2 separate regions of the Homo sapiens genome follow, and region 1 is linked to region 2. Evidence: read pairs that join two places in POLR2A ChIA-PET (ENCODE). Cell type or tissue: Panc1. All regions are shown on one strand. Each heading gives the region's core, and the rest is flanking DNA. Links, peaks and the distances in the headings are about the cores only.

Evidence for each region. Peaks named below come from ENCODE experiments on the same cell type or tissue, not always from the same donor. Only the 100,000 strongest peaks of a DNase experiment are listed, where the experiment ranks them.
Region 1: POLR2A ChIA-PET joins it to region 2 with 14 read pairs; 1 of 35 experiments calls an interaction of 5 or more read pairs at or near these places.

The regions. Positions count from the first base shown.
Region 1 is chr18:77,062,202-77,064,940 of GRCh38, reverse strand. All of the region lies in intron 3 of MBP (myelin basic protein), which reads left to right. Among named protein-coding and RNA genes, the nearest start is that of MBP, 69 kb to the left of the region's middle. RefSeq lists enhancers at 1-222, 1,638-1,727. In Panc1, for the core only: no CTCF peak of the experiment used is centred there; a DNase peak (open chromatin) is centred at 1,500; H3K27ac peaks cover 1,340 bases.
Region 2 is chr18:76,471,597-76,474,625 of GRCh38, reverse strand. All of the region lies in intron 1 of ZNF516 (zinc finger protein 516), which reads left to right. Among named protein-coding and RNA genes, the nearest start is that of ZNF516-AS1, 19 kb to the left of the region's middle. In Panc1, for the core only: no CTCF peak of the experiment used is centred there; no DNase peak of the experiment used is centred there.

The DNA.
Region 1 (2,739 bases), core at 1-2,500, 590 kb before region 2:
TTTCTTCATCTATTCCTAAAGCAAAGAGGAAAAGGGGTGGAATGAAATGTGCTCAGATCCTGAGAACTCACTATAGGTCGAAGGAAAAAGGAGTGATTTTGTGGCTACTAAAATACGCATCCCTTTCCCCAAGATCAGGCCACCCTGTAGGTTACAGACAACATTCAAGGCAAACAGGCTTCCTGGCCACATTCCCTAGCATGATCTTTGCTTATTTATGGAAAGGCCTTTCTTTATATTTCAGCTGTTAGACAAGATAATTTATGCCGATTTTTTTTGTTCGTGATTAACTTGCTCTTTTTCAAAAGTCCTTTCTTTTCTACAATTCCATCCTTCTTGAGCAAACACACATAAAACAGATTTAGTGCTACCGACTGTTTCAATATCTTAAGCGTCCATGAAAATCAACATAACTCAAAGGCCCAGAGACTGAAAGCAATGAGGACTCCTTTACTAGAAAGGAGATAGGCAAGTGCAAAAGGGACTCAGTGCTCTGCTGATTTCTGCATACTTTATTATGCTCTTTATAGGAATTTTCTTGGAGGCATGTCTGAGCATAACTCACCGCCTTCAGGTACTGGGGTTTCCATCCTCAGTGGCAGAGGAAGAAGAGGAAGGAGTTGAAGGCAGCCGCGTCCATGACTAGGAGCAGCAGCGTGCACTCTGGAGAACACTTAGGGTTTCGTAGAATAGACAATCTATGAGTTTGAATGGGATGTCCCAGCCTTGATGGTTTTAAGAATAAATCTGCCTATAAAACTCTAGAATAAAAATTCATTTAGATGATCTCTTTACTCATACATTTCAGCTACATATATAAAGACGTAATAGAAAAGCACGAAGACAAATGTCCAAATTTAGGTTTTACACATAAATAAAAGTGAGTTCTAGAATGATTTTGGCTAAGCCTACTGTTTTTTTAAGCAAACATCATCTTTATCATTATTCCCCTAGCTAATTGCTTTTGAGATTATTCGTAACGATGGCAGCGGTTCTGTTACCATCAAATACACACATACACACACACACACACACACACACACATATGTATAGGTATATATACAGCATGGATACAATATAACATAAAAAGGTCTTCTATACTTAGCCCTTTCCTTACGCTATCAAGATGATATCATTCCTGAAGCCCTTCCAAACGCAGCCCTCCTTAATCTTTTCCAAGAGATACTGAGTTTAGAGAGTTATTACCTAGGATTGAATGTGAAAACTACTGGAAATGATGGAAATGCAGAATATTTCCATCATTTCACAAACGTGGGTTGTGTTTTGATAGGAAGAGCAATACTTCTGCCTGTTGTGTTTACTGAGGTGTTCCCAGGTCCTTGGACACCGGAGCAAGGCTCGCATATCTGCCGAATGAACTTAGCTCCCACATTCCAAGCCTTTCTGCCCGTGAGTGTGCCGAGGAAGCAGTTCTCAAGAGTCACCTTCAGGCCTTTGCAGCTGATGCCTGATTCAGGTTGAGTCAAAACCAAGGGGGAAGTGGGAGGAGCTTGTGGTCCAGGCATCCTCATTTCATCCACCCTAGGGGAGGCTGGCCCAGGAGGCCTCTGCACGCATTATTTAGCAGCAACAATCCCAAGTGATGCCGACCTGGAAGGGCCTGTTGAACTGTGGGGCTTTTGCTATTGACCTTAATAATTTCCCATGCCTGACCCTTTCCTGGGGCACACAGAACTCTACTCTAAAGGCGCAGAGTGCTGAAGGAAAAGAAACTAAAATAATCTTGGCTATTAGTCTTGGCTGTATAACCTTGGAGGCATATATGCAATTTCTTTTAAAATTGTAATGTATAAAGTGACTCTAAATGAGAGCAGCAGCTCCCACCTACTTTAGGAAAAGGTCTTTCCTTGACATGATAGTAAATCCCATCAGTACGTTGGGAAACCATTCCTGATGTCCCGTGAGCACAAGTCACCGTGATCGTGTGATGGTCATCTCTAGGTTCTTGGCAGCCGTTTCATCCACGCATCAGAAGAATGAGCGAGGAATGTGAGAAATGGGCAGAAAGCCATCATCCTTAGCTAACCACTCTGCAGGACACGCATACCTAAGATCTCTGTGAACGTCGAAAGGCAATAGTGTTGTATTTCAGCTGATAAGAGAGTCCCCGAGTTAAGACTGATTGGCGCATTGAGAAGTTTGTGCCAGGTGCTGACTCTGGCACAGGTGCTATTGCTATGGTTCACACATTGAGTGCTCAAAACCACAAACAGACAACTAAAACCACGCAGCCTTCCTCCTCGTCTCTGTGAAGGCCAAAGCCAGTCATTCTCTTAGCAATCCACTTTGAAGTTTTATTTGCCCTTCATGTTCTGGTAAAAATCTCACCAAAGGATTGTTTTCAATCTAAGTAAATAACTCGTTAGAGCACACTTTCAAATATCTTCTGTGATTTGTTTTTTTTTTTTCGACAGCTTTCTGGTTATGCTTAAGACTGTTTTGCCTAGTTACAAAAGGAGGAAGAAAACACTCTAAGGCACGACAACCTAGAGAACTGGGCGTTGTCCAAGCTTTGGGGAAGCAGGCCATTTTTCAGTAGACCAGTTGCTGCTAAGCGTTTTCTGACCCACACACCCACAGGTAGTGCACACACTGTCCTCCTCCTTAGAAACCAGGCGGGAAGGAAGGCAGGAGTCAGTCTCCACCTCTTCTCCCGCCAGAGTTGACTAATCGTGGGGCTAAACTAAAGGCAGGCAATTCAGTTGAGGTGAGCGAAGT
Region 2 (3,029 bases), core at 287-2,786:
GTTACTGGTTGAATTGAATATTTTTAATTATTGTAGCAAGTAATTGAATTTTATTTTAGCTTTCTTGTGTACCATAAATTTTGACACTGGTACTTTGAAGAGAGTTTGCAGTTTCACTTTGATTTCTTCTTTGTTTCAGGAGTTGTTACAGAGAGTTTAGAATTTTCCAAATGGCTGAACTTCTATGAGTGTTGTTTTTGTTTTTGCTTGTTAATTTTTAGTGTCATGGTACTGTATTATGGAGCTCCTGGGACCTGTACTGTTTTGAATTTATGGAACTTTTAGAGCCTTCCTTGTGGTTAATATGGAGGCATTTGATGTTCTATTGCCAATTTAGCAAAATAGCAAATTGTGGAGTGTGATACTCATATATTAGATAAGCCTTACTTTATTTTTCAAGCTGTCTGTTTCTTACTACTTTTGCTTACTTAATCTGCCATGCTTACGAGAGATTTGCCAATTCTTCCAGATCATTTTTCTCTGTTTGTCTTTTCAGGTATTCACTGTAGCTGTTTCTAAATGCATTTTATTCTGTGTTTGTGTTATTCTGTGTTATTTGACTTAAAAGTGTAATATAACTACAGCTGGGGGAGGGGTGCTTTCCTGTAATCCCACTTCTTGGGAGGCTGAGGCAGGAGGATTGCTTGAGCCCAGGAGTTTGAGGCCAGCCTGGGCAACACAGAGTAAGACCCTGTCTCAAAAAGAAAGCCCCCCCCCCCCCCACACAAAAACAACCAACAACCCAGTGTTAGGACAATTACATCTTCTTTGTGAGTTCTACTTTACCCTTTATGATTATAAGATAGCTACTTTTTTTTTTTTTTGGAGATGGAGTCTCACCCTGTTGCTCAGGCTGGAGTGCAGTGGTGCAATCTCAGCTCACTGCAAGCTCCGCCTCCTGGGTTCACGCCGTCCTCTTGCCTCAGCTTCCCAAGTAGCTGGGACTACAGGCGCCCACCACCAAGCCTGGATAATTTTTTGTATTTTTAGTAGAGACAGGGTTTCACCGTGTTAGCTAGGATGGTCTCCATCTCCTGACCTCGTGATCCGCCCACCTTGGCCTCCCAAAGTGCTGTGATTACAGGCGTGAGCCACCGCACCCAGCCAACTACTTTTGTTTAATTGCCTTTTTTGACCACACATTAAACTTTTAATGGTATATTTTTTCCATGTTGCTTTTGTTTGTACTTTTCTGATATATTTTTCTCTACGTGTCCAGCTTTTCCGAGTTCCTCAGTCATAGGTGTTTTTTTTTTTTTTTTTTTTTTTTGCAGAGAGCAAATAGTCAATTTAATTTTTAACCCTATCATGGAGTCTTTTTTTAAATAAGTGAGTTTATTCCATTAATATTTATTTCTGAAACTGACTTACTTGGTCTTCTTTCCTAATTAAAGAAAAAAAAAACTTTTGTGCTTCCTCGCTTTTTCTTCTTTTCTCTTTATTGGAATATGAATTATATTTCTTGTCCTTTAATTATTAAAATCAGAAAGCATATAGAAAGCATATAATGCTTTTGCTTCCACTAGTGGCGGTATTTATAATGTTTTCTTAAAGCTGTATTAATGTATCAACATCAGTAGTAATACAATTTGACTTCCCCTTTGGGAAAGAAGTTAGAACACTTCTATTACCTTCCTCTTCTTTCCCCATCTCCTCCCTCTCCCCACATTGCTATTGTCATTCCTTTTTTGGCTGTTGTTTTTTAGTCTATTAGTGTTAATTTTTAATTTTTACATGACATAGTTTTTATTTCAAGACAGGTAAGGATCGCATGTTTATTTTATGTGTAGATCACAGTTATTTGGATGTAATTCTATTTATATTTATTTCCTTGCTTACTGGATTTAGTGATCATTGCCGGATTTTATTATTGCTTTTTCTGCCTGTGAGGCCTTCATTTGGAGCCATCCTGTTTGACCGGATGACCTTTCCAGGTTGCTCTTAAAGGACTCTGGTGAGGACACTCGTCCTTATGGAGGAGCTAGCCTGAGCTAGGTGAGAATCCAAGCAGCAGAAAAGTGGGTCAGAGCCCAGGAGAGCTAAGGAAATTTCATATTGCTGAAGCCAGAGGTGCATACACCTGTGTGTTCATGCGTGTGAGCGCACGTGTCGCAAGTGCATATGTGTGTAAGTGTGCCTGAGTGTACGTGTATATACACACATACATGCATATGTGAATATACACACGTGTAAGTGCGCCTGTGTATAGGTGCACGTTTGCAAGTGTGCCCGTGTAGTGAGCCTATGCAAATGCACACACACATGTGCAAGTGTCTGTGCACATGCCTGTCAGGGATGGCAGGGGTGTCTGGGTGGTAGCCAAGAGCTGATGTTTGAGAAGCCGTTAAAGACCACATCATCTTGACTGTGAATTGTCTTGAGGAATATGGACTCCGTCCCAAGGGCAATGGGAAGAGATGTTGTGGAGGGTCCCTCAGCCAATCTGCAGCAGGGAGGAAGCGTCACAGGCCAGGGACGCTGACCAAGGGACCGGCAGGAGGTTTCTGAAGGGAAGATGGTTTGATGGTTCAGAACAGGAAGAGGATGGAGCTCTGGGCTAGATTTGTGACTGAGAAACTGGAGCAGAGTGCCGTGATTCTGACTTGGTTCATGCTGGAAGGTCTAGAGTCTGTAAGACTTGGTCCATCCACTGGATGCGTTGAGAGGGAGGGAGGGTGCAGGGCAGCTGTTGTATCCTGGGTAGGACCCTGCAGGGACACAGTCCTAGTGGGCGTGATGTCCTGGAATGAGACATCCAGGGTAGACAGTTTGGGTGGGGCCGGAGTCCCAGAACAGCTTCCATCTGCTGTGGGTGTCTTGGGGACACCTGCAGTAAGATAGGGATCTTAGGGTGTTTAGCCTCCACGGACTGGCAGCATGACTGCATGCTGGACCCGGCTCCTGGGGGAAGTCGGCTCCAATTCTGGGATCTCCCGTTCAGCGATGTGACAGGATCTAGCGTGACGGGATCTAGTGAGGCCCCGACTGGTGCCTGGCTGAGGCCCAGCTGTCGTGTGTGGAGTGTTTCC